Linked DNA regions of Mus musculus: all the other regions are linked to region 1. Evidence: chromatin loops called from intact Hi-C (ENCODE). Cell type or tissue: left cerebral cortex. All regions are shown on one strand. Each heading gives the region's core, and the rest is flanking DNA. Links, peaks and the distances in the headings are about the cores only.

The links. A loop is a pair of places that touch in the nucleus more often than their neighbours do. Peaks named below come from ENCODE experiments on the same cell type or tissue, not always from the same donor. Only the 100,000 strongest peaks of a DNase experiment are listed, where the experiment ranks them.
Region 2: a loop joins it to region 1, with 12 times the contacts of the local background. A loop is called at or near these places in 19 of 42 quality-filtered maps.
Region 3: it touches region 1 in a loop (6-fold over the local background); 6 of 42 quality-filtered maps call a loop at or near these places.

The regions. Positions count from the first base shown.
Region 1 is chr13:104,280,546-104,288,789 of GRCm38, reverse strand. It overlaps Adamts6 (a disintegrin-like and metallopeptidase (reprolysin type) with thrombospondin type 1 motif, 6), which reads right to left and starts at 955. Exons shown (of 25, transcript NM_001081020.2): 1 at 790-955. In left cerebral cortex, for the core only: a CTCF peak has its summit at 3,702 (motif pointing left); DNase peaks (open chromatin) are centred at 2,349, 2,814, 3,260, 3,597 and 1 more place; H3K4me3 peaks cover 2,091 bases; H3K27ac peaks cover 1,850 bases.
Region 2 is chr13:104,677,651-104,685,894 of GRCm38, reverse strand. The region is part of intron 11 of Cwc27 (CWC27 spliceosome-associated protein); the gene reads left to right. Among named protein-coding and RNA genes, the nearest start is that of Cwc27, 140 kb to the left of the region's middle. In left cerebral cortex, for the core only: a CTCF peak has its summit at 4,486 (motif pointing right); a DNase peak (open chromatin) is centred at 4,499.
Region 3 is chr13:104,513,703-104,521,946 of GRCm38, reverse strand. No RefSeq gene overlaps it. Among named protein-coding and RNA genes, the nearest start is that of Adamts6, 230 kb to the right of the region's middle. In left cerebral cortex, for the core only: a CTCF peak has its summit at 4,107 (motif pointing right); DNase peaks (open chromatin) are centred at 2,529, 2,857 and 3,450; H3K4me3 peaks cover 1,256 bases; H3K27ac peaks cover 968 bases.

The DNA of each region.
Region 1 (8,244 bases), core at 1,379-6,378:
AACCCCCCTTCCCATTCCACCTCATCCAGACAGAGGGTAACAGTCTGAGCTGCCCTGGTTGAGTTGATCCTAAAGTTAACATTCAGCAGCCCATTTCCAGACAGCAGCGCTAAATCTATTTGGATAAAACGCGTGTGACCCAGACAGTTGGCATTTGGCCCAAACGCGTTGCACCAGCAGCTCAAATAAAAACAAGAGTAAGAAACTTACTCTCTTGTTCCCTCTCAGTGTGCTTTCTTACTCTGGCTTGCTCTCTTTGCCCCTAATACAAGTGGACAGCTTATCAAAAACATGAATTATAGCATATATTATCAGAAAGATTTTCCAATACTCCCTTCAGCACTCTTGTTCTCTCTCCCCAGTCACTGAACTTCAGTCTTATATACCATATATACAGACATACTCTGATAAACAAGGCTCCAGAGAGTTATGAGTCTAGCATGGCCCAAGTGGGCAAAAGTAAATCAAAACCACACGCTTTCATCTCTTTGATTAGCCTATTAAGAGCTTAACATATCCTAGAGCATCGGTGCTCAGCCAGCACACTACTGCTACCCTGAGAGCACAGGCATGAAATATGCACTTGTCTGAATACTAAAGACACTGACATGAAACGGATTCTCAGAAGGCAATTTCATAAGTCTGGAAATCGATTAAAAACACACATCATCATTACCTTCTCCACGCTATCTGGTGATTAGTTAAAAGTCCACGATGATCATAATCAAGTCCACTTCGCACAACATGCAAATTCATACAATAAGCGCGTATTTTCACATTATAAAATACCTGTAAGCCCCGGAATTTTACATCCACGAGTAGACTAGAGTTTAAAAGATTTCTATCTGTAATGTGAGTTTAGTGAAACTCACTTCTTGCCATAAAGCACGCACGCGCGCGCAGACACAACACAGAGAGTGAGAGAGAGAGAGAGAGAGAGAGAGAGAGAGAGAGAGAGAAGAGGGGGAGGGAGAGAGAGAGAGGGAGAGAAGGGGAGAGAGGGAGAGGGAGAGGGAGAGAGAGACAGAGAGAGAATATCTAAGCGTTTTTCGGAAGATAAGCAAAGCACAAGTTGTTGGGTTTTTTTTTTTAAGGTTTCATTGAATATTGTGAAGTCTTCCTTACCGTTTTCATCTTCAAATTCTGATAAAAAGTAAATTTCAAACAATAGAGATTGCACTGGACGACTCACGTATTCTTTTCTGTCTTTTCTTTTTGCCTGCCCGCCCCCCCTTGCAAAGCCACACCAGCCAGTTATTCTGCAGCCAGAATAAAACCCTATAGTCTCGCTAACTGGAGTTTTAAAGAACAGACTTTCCGATTTGGCAGTTAAAAAAAAAAAAAAAGAAAAGAAAAGAAAAAAAGAAAAGAAAAGAAAAAAATCCGTTCAATACATCCAAGGCTATCAACCTGAGAAGTGCTTTGCAACCCCCAACTCCCTCCCTCCCCCCACCCACCCCCCCTCAAAAAAAAAAAAAAAGGAAAAAAGAAAGAGGAGGGGAAAGGCTTATTAGGGGTGGAAGTGGTGCCCTCTCTTCCTGGACAGCTTAGTGCCTTTGCTATGCAAATAACATGTGCAGAGCATCAAAAGGTATCAGGAGAGAGAAGACAAGAGGAGCAGGAAGGGCAGGAAAAGTTTTGTTGAAGTAGCCCTCGAGCTCACTGCCGGCCCCAAGCCAACTTCAATTGCAGCAGAAGAAAATTTTGGCAGCTTTCCTCAGAGGCAGAACAAACTGACGTCAGTCTGCAGATGTGCCTCGGCTGCGTCGGGTGCGCATGTGTCCTGGGTCGTCACGTGGAGGGGGAGGGGAAGTAGAGGTACAATCGGGGTATCCAACCACCAGCCATTCAGAAGGGCTTAGACAATGTCAACTTTTCCACCCTGTGAATGAGAGAAACTCCGGCCCTCTAACCTCTCTCCCCTAACCCACCCCGCCTATTTCCTCCTCCTCTAACCTCTTGCGGAGTCTTGTCTGGTTTGTTATTTACAGTTTCTTGGAAAAAGGAAAGGCACGGGGTAGGGGGTGGGGGATGGGGTGGGTAGACTAATGTCACTGTTAGAATTTTTGGTGTCATTCTCTGACTTTTGTTTGTTTGTTTTATTTTAATTTCTGCAGTAAATATTTAAAAGTTATTCATAAATTTTGTCATGTAAGGAGTCAGATCAGTAGAGCAAAATTTCAAGACTTAAAGACATGAACAAAACGCCTGTGTGTTGAATATATACTTCAACAAGTGAAAATACCACCAAAAGAATAAAAAGGAAACGAAATTGAGACCTGCACATTTTCCATGTGATTATCGACTTCAGGTTATGTGGACCTATAAAAGGAAAAGGGGGTGGGGAGTATTGCATTATTTCCAGATGAGAGACTAGATGGTGTTTTAAACTGCACCAGGGAAAGCCACAAGTGAGGGGGCGGGGGGGGGGGGTGTTTTAGTTGTTTTTGTTTGTTTGTTTGTTTGTTTGTTTTTGCTTGTTTGTAGTAGATTGAAAGAAACTTCAATGATTGCTCAAAAGAAAATAAAGCCTAAGTCAGCCCCCTAAAAAGGTTGGGGGTGGGGGCCGCAGCGACAACACGGGAGCCCTGCTGAGATCTCAAGATAAACAAACAAAACATTTAGAACCGGTTCTTCTTGCTTTCCAATCCCACCTCCCCCTCCACATCAGCTGCCAGTTCAGCCTTTAAAGATAAAATACCACCCCGACATAGCACTTTCACTTTCATTTACCAGGAAAAAGCCCCTGGCATTAAACCATAGAGAAAAAATATGCCCACTGCACTTTCCAAGTCCTAAGCAAGCAAACAATGTCTGGCGAAAGTATCGGAAACAGGAAGAAAATCGAAAATAGCTCAGGACAAATATTGCCTTTCAGCTGTGTAATCTGCCGCATCATTTATCTGTCTGTATTGTGGAGTGCGGGGTTGGGAATTGTTTAAGGGTTGCCAAGGTTGGGGGAGGGGAAATTGAGCCTTGAAATTCCAGTCTTTAATTAACACCCAGTCAATTTCCTATGGTCAGAACCAGAAAATGAAATTGGACCTGAGGGATGTAAATAAGGAGGAGGCACGTTCTAAATACCAGTTCTTAAATTTCTAACTTCTGTTAACGTTGTTGTCCATTTGATATTTTTTCCCTTCCGTTCTGGAAAACCTTGAATGGCTTAAAAAGGCATAGGTGGGAACCTGGAAGGATACAATTACTTCAATGATTCTTAAAGGGTTGGAAGGCCATAACATTGGTCCAGGGGCTAGTAGCTCTCATCTTGACCTTGATCTTCACTATCTGGCTCAGTGCATAGCAAAAGTGGAAATGTGTTCTGTGGTTGGTACTGACAGTTTTAAATAAAGATTCATTGAGGTGTGTGTGTGTGTAATAGAGATTGCTAGACCTCATAACACACTAGTAAACACCAAAAAAATAAATGTGGCACAGAGCTACCTAGCTGTCTTTGCATAAAATCATCCATTAAGTAGATGAGACTCAACTTTCTTTAATGTTACAAACACTGGCTGAAGAAGGATATAGCCAGCACAGAAAAGCTAAGTAAAGGGGTCGCCACCAAGCACCTAGATGACCTAGGAGAAAAGCTTTTTTCTCTGTTAATTGGCCCTAGGAAGTAGCTGCATCCTAAAGCACGGTTTTTTCAGGGAGAAGTAGACTTTGGCTAATTACTTATTCAAAGAGTGCCATCCTGTGTCTAAACAGAGTAATGAAACTTTTCTAATTTTCCTTGCCTCTACCAAATGCTGAAAGTAACAGTAGTTATACAAAAAAAAGTCAAGTCCTCGGTGCTATGTTCTATCCAAAAGCATTTTATGATGTAAATGTTTCCCTTTTTATTATTTATATTTTTAAGTAATAAATGATACATATTTATAGTATGTAAACCGACAGCCATATATACATGGTGGAATGGCTAAAAAGAGCCACTTAAGGTTAAGGTTTGGTTCTGTGATAGAATGTTTGCCTAATATATAAAGCTCTGGATTTGTTCCTCAGGACAGCAAAAATAACAAAATTTAAAAGGCAAATCAAGATATTTATGTATTAATGTACATACTTAAGTTTCTTTATTGCTAAAACACTACAAACTATTCACTTAGGAATTTTCAAGTATATAATACATTATTATTATTATAACCAGGTCTCTTGAACTTATTAATTCTAACTGAAACTTTGCATATTTTGGCCACAGTTTCTTCAACCCTCATGCCCCGAAATCTCTTTAATGTGTAGGTCCTACCTCATTTCTCGTTCCTGTTCTAATGTCTTGTCATCTTTTAAAAAAGATTTACTTTTAATCACGTGTCTGCACATGGATATATATACTTGAGTGCAAGTCCTCAAAGAGGCCAACCTGTTGGGACGCCCTGGAACTGCAGATGCAGGTGGCTGTGAGCTTCTCAGATGAGTGCTGGGGTCCAAACTCAGCTTCTCTGCAAGAGAAGGATGTGCACTTAGCTACGAGCCAGCTCCCCAGCCCCTTGCTACTGCAGTATTAATATTCCGCACTTCTGTTAGCATGTAAATATTTTACAACAACTACTTCCTACTGTTTTAATCGCAATGAATGAGGGCTGGAGATGTGACTCATTAGTAGGACACTAAACCAACATGTATGAAGCAGTGGATTGAATCCTGAACACTAAAAGAAAGGGGAAAATCAATTTTGAATGAATTTCAGTTACAGTAGAAATTCTTCAAAAAAATATTATAATAACCAGTATTTCTTTCAAAAGTTTTCCTTCCAGCCTTTTCTTTCTTTCTTCATTTCATTAAAAGATCCTCTAGCTACACTCTCAAAAAATAAAACTTTTCAAGTGGTCTTTAAAAATATAATAAACTTAAGTGAACAAAACACATTCAGGAAACCAATGGGAGAATAATAGAAATTACATAAGGGGGCTGGCAAATGGCTCAGAGGTGGAGCACTTATCTAGCATGTAAGTTTGATCCTATCACTAAAAGAGGGGGGGGGGATATAAGTATAAGTATAAGTATATGTATATATGTATTTTTTAAAAAGGAGTAAAGAGACAAAAGTCTGAGAGATACTTTAAATTTCTTAATATATATAAGTTAAAATTAAAATTTTAGGCTAAAGGATAAGGTATTTCATAAAATTAAACTGTAGGTATATTCAGCAAATGTGATTAAAAACTCTGATACAAGCGGGCGTGATGGCGCACTCCTTTAATCCCAGCACTCGGGAGACAGAGGCAGGCAGATTTCTGAGTTCGGCTACACAGAGAAACCCTGTCTCGAAAAAAAATAAAAAAATAAAAAATAAAAACTCTGATGCTATGCTTGTAAAATTGAAGAGGGGGATTATCAAGATAACATATTATTAATTCTTCCTCTGAGACATTAAAGCAAAATTCAATATTTTAAAATTCAATTTGAAATCCAGCTTGTTGATTCATACCTACAAACCTAGTAGTCAGGAGAATAGAGCAGAAATATTGCCATAAATTGGAAGAATGCCTGGACAACATAGAGCAACACTGTCTCAAAAAATAAAATAAAAGCTGGAGAACATGATATAGTTGGTGACATGGATAAATCCCCAACATACATGAAGCAGGTGTGGTGGTACATGTCTATAATAGCAGCACTTGGAAAGCAGAGGCAGGAAGATCAGGAGTGCAAAGTCAGCCTGGGTAATACAGTGAGTCTGTGGCAAGCCTAGGCTAGAGACCCTGCCTAAAAATAAATTAATTAAAATTAAAAACCAACTCTATACTTTCTGTTTTTAAAATGTGTGTGTGAGTAGACATAGGCATGCTATATTACACATGTAGAGGCTAGAGGACAACCTCTGGTACTGTAACTTTCCTTCCACCTTCCTTGAGGCAGTATCTTTTCTCTACTGTATTCACCAGGCTAGCAAGCAAGCTTCCAGGGATTCTCCTATCTCTTCCTCCCATCTTGCCTTAAATATGCTGGTTAGAGATATGGACGACTACATACATCCATCTTAAGATGGTTTCTTGCAATCTGAACATGGGTCTTAATTCTTGACAAACCTTTCAATCCCTGAGTCACCTACCCAACCCCAATTCCATATAGTTTCTGAACAGCACAACTTTATTAAACAGTGCTCGCTTCGGCAGCACATATACTAAAACTTTATTAAACAATCTTTAACTTTATTAAATGAAATTTAAGAAAACATTAAAAATAAGAAACATAAGGCAAAATCCAGGACAAGAATAGACAATGTTATCAATAAAGCATACTATAAATCAAAAAATTTTAAAGAATTTTCTTACAAGTCTCTCATAGACAAAAAAAAAAAAAAGATTTAAAAAAAATGGTATGAACTGACAGGTTACAAGAAAAAAATGAGCTAACAAACAATAGGTTATAATAAAGTGCTTAATCTCAACAGAAAACACAGAAATAGTAATTCTTTTCTTTTTTTTTTTTAAAGATTTATTTATTTATTATATGTAAGTACATTGTAGCTGTCTTCAGACACTCCAGAAGAGGGAGTCAGATCTCGTTACGGATGGTTGTGAGCCACCATGTGGTTGCTGGGATTTGAACTCTGGACCTTCAGAAGAGCAGTCGGGTGCTCTTACCCACTAAGCCATCTCACCAGCCCCTCTTTTCTTTTCATAAAGAAGAAATGTGTTAAAGCTTTGTGATACCAAGGATATGGAGAACTAGGAACCTCCTACAGTTTGGTAAGATGTGGGACAAGAGACTACAGACTGACTCTAAAGACTCCAACATATACAACTGCTGTTCCATCTCTGAGCCTGGCTCAGGCTTGATGTACTTTTTGCTACTGCTATTGTTTGTTATGGTGAGAATTATTCTTTGTTTCTGTTTTATTGAGTTTTGTTTTAGAGAATTGTTTGGTTTTTTACTGACAGACTATTGTGTAGCCCAGGAAAATCATGAATTTGCTATGTACTCAGACTGGTCTTAAACTCCTGAACCTCCTCTCCCTACCTCCCAAATTAGGCGATTACAGGTGTGGTCCAGCACCTGACCATCCTCATATAATTTAATAGAACTTAATGGTTCAAGAAACAAGCTGGAGAGGCGGCGCCATCTTCGGCTCCAGACAACCGGCCACCTTCCTGGTGAGTGCACAGGGATCTGCCAGCCCTAGAGGTTTGTGCCTCAGGCCCCGGCGGCGGGAGCCTCCTTGGCTCCAGGACTCCGCGGAGGGCAGGCTGCACGGGTGAAGGTGTGGAATACAGAGGCCAGCCATTTCTGGGACAGGGGAGAGCCAGAGAGCTTCTGAGGCGGCCCCACCTTCCGTTCCAGACAACCGGCCACCTTCCTGGCCAAAGCAACACAGCTTCTGGGAAAGATCCTGTTTTGGGCCTTCATCTTCAGCCAGGAGGTGGTCCAAACACCAGATAACTGTGCACCTTCCCTGAAAGAGGAGAGCTTGCCTGCAGAGACTGCTCTGACCACTGAAACTCAGAGGAGAGAGCTAGTCTCCCACGTCTGCTGATAGAGGGCAACAAAATCAACAGAGGAACAATCTCTAAACAAAGACAACTATAACAACTAACTCCAGAGATTGCCAGATGGCGAAAGGTAAACGTAAGAATCCTACTAACAGGAACCAAGACCACTCACCATCATCAGAACCCAGCACTCCCACTTCGCCCAGTCCAGGACATCCTAACACACCTGAAAAGGTAGACCGGGATTTAAAAGCATTTCTCATGATGATGGTAGAGGACATAAAGAAGGAATTTAATAACTCACTTAAAGAAATACAGGAGAACACTGCTAAAGAGTTACAAGTCCTTAAAGAAAAACAGGAAAACACAACCAAACAGGTAGAAGTCCTTATAGAAAAACAGGAAAACACATCCAAACAGGTGATAGAAATGAACAAAACCATACTAGACCTAAAAAGGGAAGTAGACACAATAAAGAAAACCCAAAGTGAGGCAACGCTGGAGATAGAAACCCTAGGAAAGAAATCTGGAACCATAGATGCCAGCATCAGCAACAGAATACAAGAGATGGAAGAGAGAATCTCAGGTGCAGAAGACACCATAGAGAACATCGGCACAACAATCAAAGAAAATGGAAAATGCAAAAAGATCCTAACTAAAAACATCCAGGAAATCCAGGACACAATGAGAAGACCAAACCTACGGATAATAGGAGTGGATGAGAATGAAGATTTTCAACTCAAAGGACCAGCAAACATCTTCAACAAAATTATTGAAGAAAACTTCCCAAATCTAAAGAAAGAGATGC
Region 2 (8,244 bases), core at 1,767-6,766, 400 kb before region 1:
CATCCTCCAAACCCAGGTTCCAGAAAGACCATTTGGACAGTCACTTATCAAAAGAAGCAGTTTGGTGATGGTCTCTCCTACCTTTTCTCCATCTCCTAATTTAATTTGTTAGAGCTGTCGCTAACCATGGAGAAAAGGGAAGACCAGCATGTAAACTGATAGGGAGAAAACGTGGTCAAAGCAGATAACCTCTTCTAAGACAGTAAGACAGAGCCAGAAATGACTGACTATGCTGTTTTAAAAGTCAGATGTGTTTCCTATTTAGATTGTAGTATTCTGGAAAAAACAAAACAAAACAAAAAAACTGAAGAAAAATAGCTTTACCTAAAGTAGTTAGAAGTAAACTCCAAAGTTTGAAAGCTCTCTATATTGTTTTTCCTTTGTTCCTCCTAGCCCTTCCTTCCCCCACTCTTTTTCTCTGAACTCTCTTAAGACTAATGATGAAAAGAATTGTGGGTACCAAACTTGGAAATGTAGTCCCATCAATTACCTCAAGCTAGCAATATAATTAATGAGAAGACTTTAAAGCATTCTGGGGTTTTATAGAAGACTTGAGAATGATCTCGTGAAGTGTTGGCATACAAATAATAAGTGTGACCACCTACCTCTTAGCAGGCTTCAGTCCCTCAGTGGAGCACTTTCATGGTCCCAGTTCTGTCTCATCTCCTCATCCTCTCCTTCCTCATCCTATTCATCCAGTCTTTGTTTTCAAAGAATGAGTTCCCTGTCTTACTCAAATGCATCTTTCAGTGAGTTGTCCTCACAGAGTGGTTCCGCTGTCTCTTGCATCTACTGTGGCTAAATGTCTTTTTCCTACAAGGTCATTTTGCTGCCTCACTCTGTCTGGCTTCCACTCACTCACCTGAGTGAACTTCCCAAAAGCTTCCTCAAAATTTCTGTGTTATTTCTTCTGCCTCCCTTGGTAGATTATGCCTTACTCCTTGTCCAGTGTACGAACTTTCATGGCAGGAGCTAACACTGTTTCCCTTCCTCCAGTGCACACTGCCACCTCCCCCACCCACCCTAACTAGTTTGCTTTGTGACAGGATAGAAAAGCAGCAGGCTTTGAAGTCTGAAAGCTGGGGTTTCAAACCCTTGCCCTCCACATCTGTAATCTTGCCCTATAACCTGAGGCAAGAGACCTAACCTCTCTGAACCCCTGCTTCCTCAGGCGTGCAATAGGGATAAGAATAGCCCTTCTGCTGCAGGAGGTAAAGTGGGAAAGCCCACTGTGTCTCAGTCACCTCATGTCCTAAAAGTGCTGCTGCTGGGGAAGTTGTTGTAAGTTTTAGAAAACTTACTGCTTCCTTCAGTTTCTCCGGTCGCAGAGGAAAAATAATGCGTGTCTTGGCACGCCTTACTTGCAAGTATTTTAAGGATTAATGTAAACTCTGGCAAGTATTTGAAGAATGTTATCTCATTCATTCATTATTAAAAAAAAAAAAAAGCAGTAGAGCTTTCCTTTAAGTACTGCTAAAATCATACATATTCTACAGTTTTTAGTTTACTGGGAGATCATAGATGCAGGCAATTTTAATAGCTATATTTTTAGTTTACCTGGTTGGCTTCAGAAATCTTTTTATTTTGAACTTAAGGGTTTTGTTCGTTTGGTTTTGTTTTTCGGGTATTTGGCAGCGGGGGTCGGAGCAGGGGTTGGTTGGGGTTTGTCTCTTCCATTCTTGCTACAATGCTACATATATAATTTGTAGTTTCCCCATCCAGCATAGGAGGGTGACACAGAATCACTGTCAAATGGCTATCAGACTATGAGGGCTGTGGGTCACACACCTGGAGAAGTACACTGTGCTCTGTAGGACATGTGGGAACATCAGTCAGCCTTGGTGAAGGAAGCTGTGAATTGAACAGGAGCAACAAACCATAGCTGATATGTACAAAGCTGGATCCTTACTAAAAAGCTATTGATATCTCCCAGTAATTCCCAGTAGCCCTTAATAATCATTTGTATGATACAGTTCTTTCTTGGAATCATGAAGAATGGAGAAATATGGGAAAGGGTTACTTGTCAGATAGGGCAAATTTATTATTTACTAATGAATAAAACCCAATTTAATATTCTTTATTTAGACTCCATCCTTACTGATTTAAGTTCTCCCTTCAGTACTGGGGAATTAAACTCAGGACCTGTGTGTACAGGGCAATTATCATTCCCAACCCTTGAATTCAAAGGCAAGCTCTCCCTACATACCCAAGACTGGCCTTGAGCTAGTTCATCTCCTGACTAAGCCTCCACCACCTCACCCCACTTTCCCTATTTTTTAATATATTATAAACTCAATTAATTTAAATGTATTTTAGTATATTTTGTAGTAGCCTCAATTAAGTCCTGTAATGGCTATACATTATTAACACAATAGCTGTTACTTGAATTATAAACCAAACAAAGTAATATGATCCTGAGAAAAAATGGTGAAATTTTATTTTTAGATAAAAGGATTTTTTAAACTTTTTTAAATCTAACACAGTATGGGAAAATAAGTGAAAGGAAGGAAGGAAGGTAGGAAAGAGATACTTAGAGAACATTTTTTAAATGTATTGTTAGCCTGTGTGTGTGGGCACACGTGTGCATGCAGGCACAGAGGCCAGAGGTAAGCTACTGATCCCCTCAAGCTGAAGTACAGGTGGTTTCGTGCAACTTTGGTCCTGGGAACTGAGGTTGAGTCTTCTGAAAGAGCAACAAATACTTTTTTAACTAATGAACCATTTTTCCAACCTGATTCTAGATCATTTTTTAAATGCCAAGGATACACTCCGTTTTCTAAATGATCATGATTGCTTGAGCTGTTGAAAACATCAGCAGTGAATGTTGGATGTGGCAGCTCATGCCTTTAATCCAGCACTTAGGTGTTGACTGTAATTTAAGCATGATTGCCTTATCTGTTCCTACTCTAACTCCAGAATAATTGATACAAAGACCTGTTAAGTTTATTACCAAGCTTTAAGCACTATGACTGGGCAGATCTTCATCGATTCTAAAATGTCTGCTTCCCAGCTGCTTTGCCTTCAGTGTGAGTGTTGCTCTGGCTTGCTCTGGTCCATGTGTGTCCTCATAGAAACTCCCTTGGTGACTCCCCACTTGACTCCTCCTGGAGCCTCATGGCCACTCTTGGTCTCTTCATGTGGTTGCTCTCCCTGGGTTCCGTGGCTGGAATCAGAAGTCCAGCCTTCCTATCTTCTCTATTCAGCATAGGCTGAGCAGCTTTTTCTAACCAATCAGAGAAAATTGGGGAGCATTTTTTACACAACACCAATGCAGGAGATGGTTCAATAACCAGATAATGCTAGCATCCAGACTGGACACAGAAATCAGCAACTGAATATACAGTGCCCAAGGCCAGCCACTAACACACAGGAGGCAGAAGCAGGCACAGCTCTCTGAGTTTTGGAACAACCAGGGCAACACAGACAAAGCCTGTTTCAAAAAACCAAACTAAAAATGAAAGTATCTACAGTGGGTGTTCCCTGCAGAGAGAAAGCATCCATGGGAGTGAATGTAGAGTGGAGGCATCAGCCTGTTACAAAACTTATCTCAGGTGGGAAGACAGCTCACTGGTCAAAACACTTGCCGTGAAAGCAAGAAGACTTGAGTTCAACTCCCCAGACCCCACACAAAAGCCAAATACATGCCTGTAACCCCAGCATTGAGGAGCAGAGACAGGCTGATCCCTAGAGCCAGATCATTGAGCAATAGGTTCAGTCAGACCCTGTCTCAAAAATAAGGTAGGACAGAAAGATGGTCTATGGGTAAAGGTGTTTGCTACCAGAGCAAAACCTTGACTTTCATGTGAAAAAACAGAACCAACCCTGTAAGTTGTCCTTTGACCTCTACCTATGCAACATGGCACATGTACTCACACACACATAGACAAATAAGTGAATGTAACAAAAACAAATTAAATAACGTGATTTCTGGAACTTGCAGTTTAGTGCACTTGACGTCTTTGAACCTCATTTTCTCCATCTGTAAAATTAGCAGAGTCCTCACAGTTGTTAGCACTGATATTTCATGTTGTGGTTCTGCAAGCAGTCCTCTGACACATAATTTAAAAATCAAGATGAAGCTTTGACTATAATGCAGATGTACAGAAGGCCTAGCTCTGGGCTCCCACAGGTTACTGTTGTGCAAATGTCTAATGGAAAATACAGCTGGAGGTCGGTGGATATTTTTATACTTTATAGTCCATCTGGAATCCAATCTGAGAATCAGGATACATTTTAACTGAATTGTTCTCAGAAACTTGCTACCTACACATTTCTCAGATTAGCTGAAAGAAAAACAGGAAAAAAATTCTGTTAAGAATTATTGTAAACCCCTTACTAATATGAAACAGTGAGGCTAAGTAGAGGGAAAAAAATAAATAAAACGGGATTAAACTTGGTTAATCTCAGATCTTAGATACTTCAGTATGCAATTATATTTCCAGTAACCCCTAAACACTTTGACTGATTTCATGAAGCTGGAGGCTTATTGACCACCAGATGGAGCCAGTATTATTTTATTATAGCATAAAAGTACCCTGGATGGTGCTTCAAAGATGAAGAAGAAAAATCCCAGGCTCTGGAAATTGCCAAAATGAAGTTTCACTCATAGTAAAATAGACTTTTTAGGTTTCTCTGTCTAGTTTTTTTTTTTGAGTGTTTGTGTATATATAGAAGACACTACTTCTTATGAAATTATATTATTATTATAATCCTAACATGTATCCTTTAGACAAAGTAAGGATTATATTGTGGTTGTGTGATAAATAGTATGTGTCATAATTATGAAAAATGATAATAAATTATGGATTTTATTGTAGACATTTAGATATCACAGGCACTTTCCATTATAATTATCACCATGACAGAATTTGAAAGGAAGAAAGAAAGGGAGGGGATGTGACCGGATGGGAGAAATGTGTCTTTATCCCCAGCAGCTTCCTAAGGGAGAAGGTGAAGATGGTGAATGGTTGCAACTCCTTCTGAGTTTCTATCCACAAGACTTGGTACCCATAGGCAGTCATCAGTGATAACTGCTTCAAGATGACTCCATCAATTTAACAAGGGTCATAAATCCCATATATCCTTATAACTCAATGTAATTAATCAACTACCTATTGAAAAACTCTGTATATTCTGGGGCCCTAGGACCTTGAACAATCTTTAAAGACCCATTCTATCCAGTAAAAGTAAAGATGACTGTAGACACTGTTGTAATTTGATACCTTTAAATGATCATTTGTCCCTGTTGCTATTACTGTTTATTGTCCACATAATACAATACAAGGCCTATGCCAGGACAGGAACAGGCTGTGAATTTACAGCCGAGAGGTACTCCAGACAACAGCAGTTATCATACAGTGCCCTTTGGAGTTATGGTCTGTGTTAAAAGTTTGAGTATAGGGGAGCCGTGACTAAGGGGAATGTAGGAAAGGCCATAAAAAAATGTTTGGGGGTAGAAACTATTTGAGTAAACCTACTGTGTGGCACACTGCTCTTCTTTCATGGTCCATGCAGCCATATATTTGAAACTAGAGGAAAGTACAAGGGCTCTTTTTATAGTCAATTTTATTTACTAGATATGGTTGTATTAGCTAATGCCTTTGCATGTTCAATTATACCTTTCCTTTTCTTTCTGTTTCTCTCTTTCTCTAACAGCCAAGCTAATTAAAAGCTCATTATTTTGAAGCCAGAGTACATGGGTATAATGTACCACACTCCCATGCCCAGTTTAATATCTCATAGATATGAGACACCTGATTTAATCCTTTGTTACTGTAATGTGCCAACCATCAAAGTGGGATGCTTTCCTCATACAGCTGTTGGGTATAAGGACTAAAAATGTAATTCACTTGCTAGTATTTGGCACATAGTGAATATTTACTTTAAACGTTTACTATTGTAGCACTTATTTTCAAGTGTGGCACTTTTCCTAGATTCAAGCTCTGATAAATCAAAATTTTGATGAAAAATATTTTGCCATTTCCAGTCTATATGATAAACACAGCTACACATTAGTAGCAATCTTTCCCTTTGATTTTTAAAAAATATGTATACTATTATTACCACATCACCTTCATTTACATAAAAGATTTCATTTTATTATGGAAATTTCACAAAATAGTCTTTGAGGTGATGGATCCAGAGCCACTTAAAACCATTCTATAACTAGGCTTCTGGCATATAGAGGCCATTGCTTGCTGGCTGGCTGGCTGCCTGCTTGCCTGCTTGCTTGCTTTGTTTAACAAGTTATCCCGAGCTTTTGTCCCCGCCGGCAAGAACACACTCAGGACAACCGGAATCTTCTGCGGCAAAGCTTTTATTGCTTGCTTATCAGGAGGGAAGACCCCGAACCAGGAAAATGGCGCTGCTTATATAGCCCACAGCGTGATGTTTCAGCACCTGATGTGGTGTGACAGCTCCTGATTCATTGCTCGCCCATCACCCCATTACTATGCTGCGAGATGGGCAGTGACTAGGCGTGAGTTCACTCTTGCACTTGCGCATAAGGCTTATTTACTAGTTAGGCGCAGTGGAAGCCAGCGCCATCTTATAATGGCGATTGCTCATGGCATTCACACGATTGCTCGCGGCATGGCTCTCCACATCTCCCCCTTTTTATTTTATTAAAATTTGAGGCTGGTCTAAGCGTCTGCAGTCATGTCCATCTGCTGTGGCTCCTGTCTTAGGTCATTCCTCCAATTTCACAGCCTTTCCTGTCATAGGGTAACCCTATCGCCACCGGGTCCTGTGTCTTAGGTTGGTCTGTGCATGAGGAAAGTTGCCCGTCTCTGGATACCGCAGTACTGTGTGACAGTAACTGCTAAATGACCTAGGGCGAACTCTATAAAAGAGGCCAGCCAAAAAACGAATTAGTAAACCTCAGCGAGGTGTAAGTGCTGATCAATGAGCGTTGAGTCTCTTACATCCCAGTGCAATGTATCCACAAATCCGTGGGACGCAATAGCAGAGAACTCAGATGTCATTTAGGTCTTAAGCATGGACAGCCAAATTTCAGGGGAGGCCTCTTGTTCAATGGCTGCAAGTGCTTGAGCGATAATGACCTTGTCACGGTTTTGTTGGGTTCTGAGCTTACAAACCAACCAGAGCATAAACACAAGTCCACAGCAGACAACAGCAGCAAATAAAACCACCCCCACCCATTCCTTAAAATAAGAAAAAGCAGATGAAATCCAGGAGGAGAGACCCTCTGTCAATGACAGGTCCACTCTTGTCGAGTTGATCCTGAGAACAGCCGCTCTCAGGACCTCAAGGGTCTCATCGAATCTTTCAGACCATTTTCCTGCAAGATACAAATAAATCTGCCTAGACAGATTAACAAACATGTAAATAGTGATTTTTCCCAAAGGAGGAAATATGGGTGACACCCATTTGCCAGCTCAAAGAACGGGAGCTAATAGTGGAGCAGGACTGATAGCCTAGCCCTTGTAAAGAGTGTGATGACTGAGTTACGGGCCAGTTTTTTGGCCACCAGTGAGAAGAAATAATACTTTTGTCTGCTCCTGTATCTAAAATTCCCTTAAATTGTTTCCCTTCTATAACTAACTCCAAGGATGGCCTGGAATCTAAAGGCATTATTAAGTAAGCAGAATCATTTCCAGTAGAACCAATCCCTCTGGCAGCTCGAGGAATACCAGAGGAAGGAAAACAGCCATGTAGGCTTGGCAAAATTATTAGTTGAGCTATTCTGTCCCCTTGTGATATAGAAAAGACACCTTGAGGACAAGAACAGAGAACCTGAAGTTCCCCTTTATAATCCTGATCTACAACTCCAGGGTGGACAATAAGACCTTGTAGGCTGCAAGAGCCTGCCTCGTATATCTCTAATTGAACGACAGTCCTTAGCCCAATGATATCCTTTTCCACATTTAGTACACAATCCTGGTGCTGTCCTTTTTATAGGGGCTCTGCAGTCCTTTTTTAAATGTCCTGGTTTGCCACAATTAAAGCAAAGTTTGAGCTCAGTTGAATCCGAGCGCCTCCTCCCCTGCAGAATGGCTGCTGCCAATCCAGCATTAGTAAGCGGCAGTCCAAGTTCATGGCAAACCTTTAACCAGTCCTGTAACCCCTTACTCTTTCTAGGTGTAATTGCTGATCTGCATTCCTGCGTAGCTTGTTCATAAACCAATTGTCCAATTAAAGGCATAGCTGCTTCTGGGTCTCCAAATATCCTCCCTGCTGCCTCCGTCATTCTGGCCACAAAGTCTGAGAAGGACTCCTGTGCAC
Region 3 (8,244 bases), core at 1,767-6,766, 230 kb before region 1:
AATCAAGACTGTCTTAGCCACAGTGGAACATTTAACCTCTGTTGAGAAAACGAAGACATATTTGAGCCCTGATTGAGTGTCTGAGCATGGAATACCAGCTGTCTAAAACTACTCATATGTGAAATTATTCACCAAAAATTGCTCATCCTACATGAGATTTCAGTTTAGTGAGTCAGAGGACCTTGTAGGAATCCACCCACAATGGTACAACAGCAGGACAAGAGGACACAAGCCATCTGGATAAACAGGGGGCTCAACCCTGTGCGTCACCCACCATTGTTACATCATCTCCCCTCTTTCCCTTCTTCATCTCATTCTGGGTTTACAACCCTTACAACTAGTTCCTGGAGGAGGAAAAAAATAAATCAAGCTTGATTCACCAATTAATCAGCTTGGTATGTGAGAGAAAAAAAAAAGGATGCGTTATACTACTACATGCTTTAGAGTGGTTGTGAGAACTGGCTGAGAAGAAAAGGCACAGGCAAGACTTGGACTGGTGTGTGTGGTCAGAGAAGTGGCCACAAGATAGAATGTAATCTAATTCATTGGAAGTAGTGTGTGGTATAGCTGGCTTGTCAGGAGCCCAAGAGAAGGAAGATTAAGATTAAGGGACAATGGATTTTGGGCCTGGGGCTGTTAACTTTATTGTCTACCTGAGATGATTTAGAATTACTAATGAGACAATCTTCTGGGTGTGTCTACAAGGGATGATCTAGATTAGTTTAATTGAAATGCAAAGACACACCCCAATGGTGGACTTTACCATTCCTTGGGCTTGGGCCCTGGATTGCATAAAAAGGAGAAACCTAGCTATGTACCAGCATTCTTTGCTCCCTTCTTCCTGCCTGTAGGCACAATGTCACCAGCTGGTCTCTTGCACCTGCCACCATGCCTTCTCTACAATGATGGAAGGTATCCCTTCAAACTGTAAGCCAGAACACGTGTTTTCTCCCTTAAATTGCTTTTTTTTTCCAGGTATTTTTGTCACAACAACAAGAAAACCAGTTAGAGCACATAGATGGAAGTGTAAAGAAGAGATGTAGCACCCAACATTTGTCATCGCTTACCACAGTGACAATGAGCAAAGTGCCCTCAGGAGCAGAGGTGAAGTCCATGAATTGACATGACAATAGATAAATACTCAGGGTCTCTATACTGCTGCATATCCAACCTGCCAGCAACAGACTTGGATACGTTCTCATCCCTCAAGCTGACCTGTGAGTCACTTGCTTGACTACTCTGAGTGCCTTCCACTGTGGAAGGGCTGATGATTCACTCTGAGATAAATACATGGTCTGAGTGGTAGGAGTTCACGATTCCCTGAAGAATGATACCCTGGTCTCAAATAGTGTGTAAACACAAAGAGTGTTTTATTCTGCAGAAGTTCAGCATGTTAGGGTCTCACATTACCAAGATAGAGAGATAAGCAAGTGAACTCGCAGGCCAGACTTAAAGCACATTAGGGGAAGCACATTATCTTGCTTCATCTCTAGGGACATTCCAGAACCATTACCTGGGTGTGGGGGCTAGAAACTGTTGCTGGAGAGGTCTGGAAACTACTGTTGACCCAATTGTCCGTGCCTCAGACCAGGTGGCAGGGCAGCTTCTGAGGCCTGGACTTGCCTGGACTTGCCCAGTTCTTGGAAACAAGGATGTAGGCCTCGTCTCCTGAACTGCCAATCTGAAGCCTGTCATGGAGTCAGCCTAGCCTTCTCAGGTTTAACTTTGTATTTCATTTCTGCAGAGCTCTACCTGACCAAACTATCACCTATGGAAATATTCACTCTGATAGCATGGAAATCCGTAACATTGCAGTAAACCAGGGACCTACTACATGGCAAAAAGTTTGCAGCCACGGACTTTGGCATAAACTCTACTGGTCATAACACCCACAAGTCAGAAGCTTTCACTTATGAGAGACAGGATTGTCTCAACACCACATCCCATGATTTGGGTATTACTTTGACTAAAGTTATTTATATGCATCTGTGGTCCACTGAAGAACTACAGGGTCTTGAAATTAAAAAGGTAGAAACCAGGGTAGCTCAGAGACTCTTATTAAAATAATCGAATATTCCAGGTGTTCCTTGAATCGAGGGACACCCCCCCCCCCCCATGTTCAATGATCCAAACTACATAATTATCATCCTGGACCCAGTTCTCATCTCAAACTCCATTACAATTTTTGTGTATGATATCAAGCCTTACAAGCTCCACCTGTACTTACTTTAAGGTACAACTTACAAGTATCTACCTAAAATTCTCTTTGGTGTTTCTACTGTCCTGTTTGTATTTTGAGTCTGTTGTCTTTGTATTTATCACTGTGACTTGGGCTTACTCCTAAATTCCTCCCAACCTTTGCCGAGATAAAGTCTTTCGTATGCTAATAAGGTGCTGGTGATTGGCAGTTCTGGGACACTTTCTGGTGGAACTGACCGCCAGAAGGAGGCGAGATAAGTTGGGACTTTCACCTCCACCACGTGACCGCAAATGGAGGAGACAGAACTTGAGGGTTAAATTAGTCACCAAGCAGCCCCCTTTATAGTGGACCAAGCCTACCTGGTTGTTGCCAGGAACTGTGGGGGTGCAGTTTAGACGGGATACCAACTGTGAACTCATCCCTTTTCCAATCTCCGGCTATCTACACTTGAGAAGCAGTTAACTTGCTATTTTGTGGTGGGAGTTATTTTCGCTTGATTGCAGTGAACCCAGGAGGGTCTGAAGTCCTTTCTGCTGGTTGAATTCCCATGGGCTCGGAGCCTCCCACCCCCATCCCAGCCTGTGAGGCTCCACTCACGTTGCTTTCCTGGCACCAGAAAAATTCTGCAAGAATAATGAATTTATTGTTAAATCCGCTCTTCCGGCAAAAGCTGCCATTGCTGCCCCGGAAACATCTTTACATCACAAAAGTATTGGTCTCCTTTTAAAGTGAATGAATAAATGAACCAAAATACCAATGCTTTCATTTCCTGGACTCCAAAGCCATGCTTACAGTAATAAAAGACAAACCAGTGTAACTAAGTATAGATGAAAGAGGGTGGAGTTACCTAGTGAAACTCACATGTAAAAGCTCCCTTGGCTGAAAGACAGACCTGTCGGGATACGAAATTGGCATTTCAGAGCCATGTAATTTATGTAAATGAGACTCTGAAAGGTATTTTATCTTGGTCATGTGCATAATCTGAAAAGAAAAAACCATCAAGATCCTCCCTGAAGATCATCGCTTCCCGCTGCAGCTTTCTGGGTGATTTATCAAGATACTGGACATGAGGCCACTCCTTTAAGTGGTGGACAGTTTAAATTCCATAATTCTGACCACTTCTGAGCACCGAGTCTGGGCCTGGAGTCCTCCCTAAGCCCTGGGCCACTGCTTGCGTGAACAATGGGCCCACAGCTGCCTCCGCGCAGCCGCAGTGGGCTGCAGCCAGCCTGACTGGGAATGATTAGCCTTCTCCAGGCAGCTCTTCCCCCCACCGAGTCGCTGGCAAGGATCCGGCTTGGAGACAGCTCGTGTGTGCTCCTGGCGCGGCGTCTGCTGTTGTCATAGATGTCTGGGGGAGCCTGGCGGGCCCCTTGCAGCGGAGCTTCAGGACAAACGGGGGGTTTCATGGGGGTGGAAGGGATAGGGTGGGGTGGAGGCGTCTGTCCTGAGTGTGATTCCATGCAGGGGTGAAGAAGCTGGTCGGAGAAATAAACTAGAAAAAGGTCCCAGCCACGCAGGAGCCCAGGAATGCCAGGGTCGGGTTTCTTTGGCCCGGAAGTCATGGACCTCAATAACCTACCGAGGACCCTAGCTAGGGCGCTTCATTGTAGTTGACCTGAGACCTCTTGGCTGTCTAAAAGCCAGCTGTAAAACAAAACTTCACATCAAAGGACAGATGTGGCTGGGAGCAAGTTACCCATACAGTGCTAAAGCTCAGAGGGCTCTGTTTTCCTGGGCGTTAGATTCCCAACACCCCACAGGCACGGGAATGAAGACATACAAAGCCTTGGGGGGGCGGGAGCGGTTACTCGCAAACTAGTGATCTCCCTTTCTTCCTTTAAAGATTTTATTTTTATTTATTTTATGTATGAGTGCCCTGTTACTGTCTTCAGACACACCAGAAGAGGGCACCAGATCCTATTACAGATGGTTGCGGGCCACCGTGTGGTTGCTGGGAATTGAACTCAGGGTGAGCAACCAGTGCTTTTAGCCCCTGACCCATCTCTCCAGCCCTTTTCTTTCCTTTTATTGATTGGGGTGGACTCTAGGGGCTCCTGTTTGCTGAAATCGTGTTTTACCTCTAAGGTATACCCAACCATGGGCAGGTTATGGTTTTAAGTTTTAAGATCTTTCTTAACAAATCCTTATTTCGAGCTTCGGAGTTACTCAAATCATTTGCCCACCTGGAAGTCAAGAGATTCTGTTTCCAGACTCTGTTTCTCACTAGGAAAGGGTGCTAGCTAGCATTGCAGTCTGCAGATAACATCTAAAAGGGGAAAAAAATTACATAAATAAAACTGAAGAGAAGAAATCATTTGGGAGTAACCCTATCCCCTCAAAACTTGATAAGATCTAAGACACCTCAATCCCCTACGACAAGTGGGAACCTGCGCACTGACCTACACGGTCCAAAATGGCCTACTCAATAGGGGTTTGTCTCCCCCCCCCCCCTTCAAACACAAAGCCCCTAACTGTTAACAGGTCATTTTTAAGTGGCACTGTAGCTCTTTCTTTTAACTGGTACAAAACAATCCCTTGCATCATGAAGGATGACTCACTCCAGGACCCAGACGTCCCTATGGTATCTGATTTCTTCCCCAGACACTTAGATATGACCCTGGGTCAGAAGAGCTTTTCACCCTGGTCATATTTTTCTTCCTTGTTTAATTCAACATTGTTTTGTACTTATAAGGAATTGTTACCCTAATAATCTTCCTGCCAAATTGGCCTTAATATAATCCACCTATCACTGACCGACTACAAGAGAAAAATTAAACAAACGTTTTGCTGTTGTCCCTTCTCCCCTGGGGTGGAGCTTCTGAAGCCAGAAAGCCACTTGGATCGTGTATACAACGTTGGTAATTGCATTCCTAGATTCTACAAAATGCCACAGTACTCTCCAGACTCCAAAATAGCTGTTGCAAACAATGACAATTACTGCCCAGACATTTTCAAACACAGCAGGTTACTGGCTGAGGCTGTGATGGAAACCCTAAAAAATATATAAATATTTTGAAATGCTCTGTAAATCAAATTGATGCCCCAGACATAGAGGGGGTTGTGTTGAAGCAGCTGAAGTCACTTGGAAGGTGAAAGGCTCTGTTGAAGGGGGTTTGAAAGTTTGGAGCTTGTTAATATTAAATCATAACTAAATGACTGCTAAGTTGCTTTCTCTTTCTCTCTCTTCAGGAATATAGAATACAATTCTGTCTGGTCACTCTCTCTCTCTGTAAGGGACCTTACTCTATTAAAACAAATCAAAACAAAACAAAAATCACACGGCCAGTCTTCAATTCCTCCACTGCTTCCGTCTGCTCAGTGGCTCCAGCAGCAGGCGAGCGTTGTTGGGTGGTGGTAACTATGACCTCTGACCTCTGGTTATTTTGGGAGACAGGAAGCACTGCCTGCCACCAGCCAAGAGACTTTGATGCTGGCCACCAAGAGTCAAGAGCAAAGATGGATGCCAAAGCAGCCACAACCCCAAGAAATGGCAGTGGTTACAGGACAGCCTGTAGAGGCTCAGCTTATAAATCTTGTGTGGGCTGATTTTCCCATGTCTCACTTTTTCAGGGGGTTGCTGTATTGTTAAGAGTTCTATAATTGATGCAGTGCAACTTTAAGACCACGTGCCATAGGGACCTATCCTGTCCTGGGCTTCAAAGAAACTTCTCAGACTCTGCATGGTCGGGCTGCCCCCTGCCCTGGGGCAAGAGAGAATTACAGTGAAAGCAGTTTATAGACTATCCTCTACTTACTGCTTTTTGTCTTCCTGTGGAACTGTCTCCTGAAGAAGATGAACTGTTTGATGATGCTCTGCCTCATGCAGGTCCCGGGGCAGACTCTTGGTATTACTTGCAACAGGAATCCAACATGTCAACAAAAAGGAAACTTTGCAATTCATATTAAGTTGATCATCCTTAACCTGAAAATTGAAAATAAAAGATGCTCTGAAATTGAACCTGGAGATGTGGTTCAATTGGTTAATTGCTTGCTTATCACTCATGAAGTCCTGGATATGATTCCCCAGTCCAAGAATTGTGCCCACTCCTCTAACAATAGTAATTCAAGTTCCCCCTCCACAACTTGGTGATTCCAAGATGAACTTGATCTACTGGAGCCTCTGTCTAAAAAATCAACCATACAAACAAACAAACAAAAGGCTAAATCTAATCCAATCCAATCCAAATCAAACACTCCCAAATCTAAAACATGTTGGTATGACATCTAAAAAGTTTGGGGTTCTAGACCATTATAGATTTTAAAGTCTAGACAGATATTCCAAACTCTGAAAAATTCAATATCTGAAACCCAGTGAGTCCAAAGAATTTTACATAAGAGATAATTTAGCTGTCCTACAAAAGAGGACATGCTGAAGCTCATGGCAGCCTGGGCCTCTAGGGCCATGGACCCATTGTCTAGCTCTGTTATCAGTAGGGGGAGAAACCATACAGAATGAGTGTTGTAGAGATGAGAACTGTAACCTGGGTTGCTAATGATCGACAGGAAGTTACTACTTGTGGTCCTTAGCAACCCAAAGTCAAAGCATCAACAACCATGTCTTATGAGCACTAACCAGTATCCTAGTTACAATCTTTTTCCTTTTCTGTGTTTCTACAGAGCCCCTTCTGTAGGGCACTCTAGTGTTCATGAGGGCTCAATCCTCAAGACCTAATCATCTCCCATAACTCCCATACTTTCAAACCATCACATGAGGGGTCTAATATCAACACCAATTTAGGGGTGGATGCCAGACTGTAGTGGCATTACTGGGCCACTTATTATCTGGTCAAAGATGTCAATTTTTAATGATGTATCCTTGCCACAGTGTTTTAATGTGCTAATACTCTAGTTCATCTGTGTCCTTACTCTCTTCCTCTTAACAGTGTCCAAATACAAGACAATAGGAAGAGTTGAGAAACGTTGTGCTACTTGAAAGGAAATATATAGATGTCCACACCAGTATTTTTCATCGTGTGTTTGCATATTTGTTATTAAGGTACTTGGGAGTGTATTATGTCTATCTCTAATCCTCATATGTTATAAGGAGAGTACATTAAAAGTGACTTTTGGTACCATTTAAGCACTATTATATTATATATACATATAATCTGAAAAGCATACTATGTAGATGAAAAATGTACTACATAATAGATCAGTTGTTTCTGGAAGAATTGTGAGAGATAACAAGTTTTTTTCTCTCTCTCTCTCTCAGGATTCTTTATTCTCTTATGGGGCTACAGAGTGGTATCTCACAAATGACTTAAGTCTAAGATTGAATTTTTAATTCAAGAACCACTTACTAGGTAAAAGTGGTGATACCCATGCCTGTAGCCACTTGAAAGGTTGGGGCAGGAAGATTTGAGGTTTATGAGTAGTATAGAAAACCTAGCTGGATTCTCAACAGAAAATAAGCCAAAACCCATCTGATGATTTACTGGAGTGGTCATTACATACCAGGTGTCGATCACTGAGTTCTGTAAGTGTGGTTGAAGAACTTCTGCCTCACTGGTTAGGCAGTGTCTCCACACATCATGAAAAAAAATGTCTAGGCTTCTTCATTTGACCTCAAGGGTTCTTGATGAGTAAATAGAATTGGAATTTCATACAAGAATAAGCTCAGTGGAGTGAAGAAGAGGGTGACATAAAGGTCAGGAGGGTCTCATGGGACATCAGTGGAAGAGTCATCTCTCACAAGGCTGGAACCAGATGTTGCACTACTGTCTGGAGCTAAAGTAGCTAGCTGCTCTGCCTGGTAGCCAGATGGTCCCTCTGCTCTGGCCACCTCTGCATGGCTGGATTTTCTCTGTGAAGCCAACATTCTCTGTACCTCCATGCGTTATAGCAGAAGATGTCCACCCACAGAGCTCAAATGTAGGTGTCCTGTAAGGTCACTGAGAACCATAGACTGGCAGAAGCCATGAAGGTTCTTAACATATGAACTTCATATGTCTTAAGAGGATCCATTGGCCATCTATACCACGGTTTCACCTGCTTAGCTGTTGCCAAGTGTGCTGGCTGGCTAATTTTATGTGAACTTGACA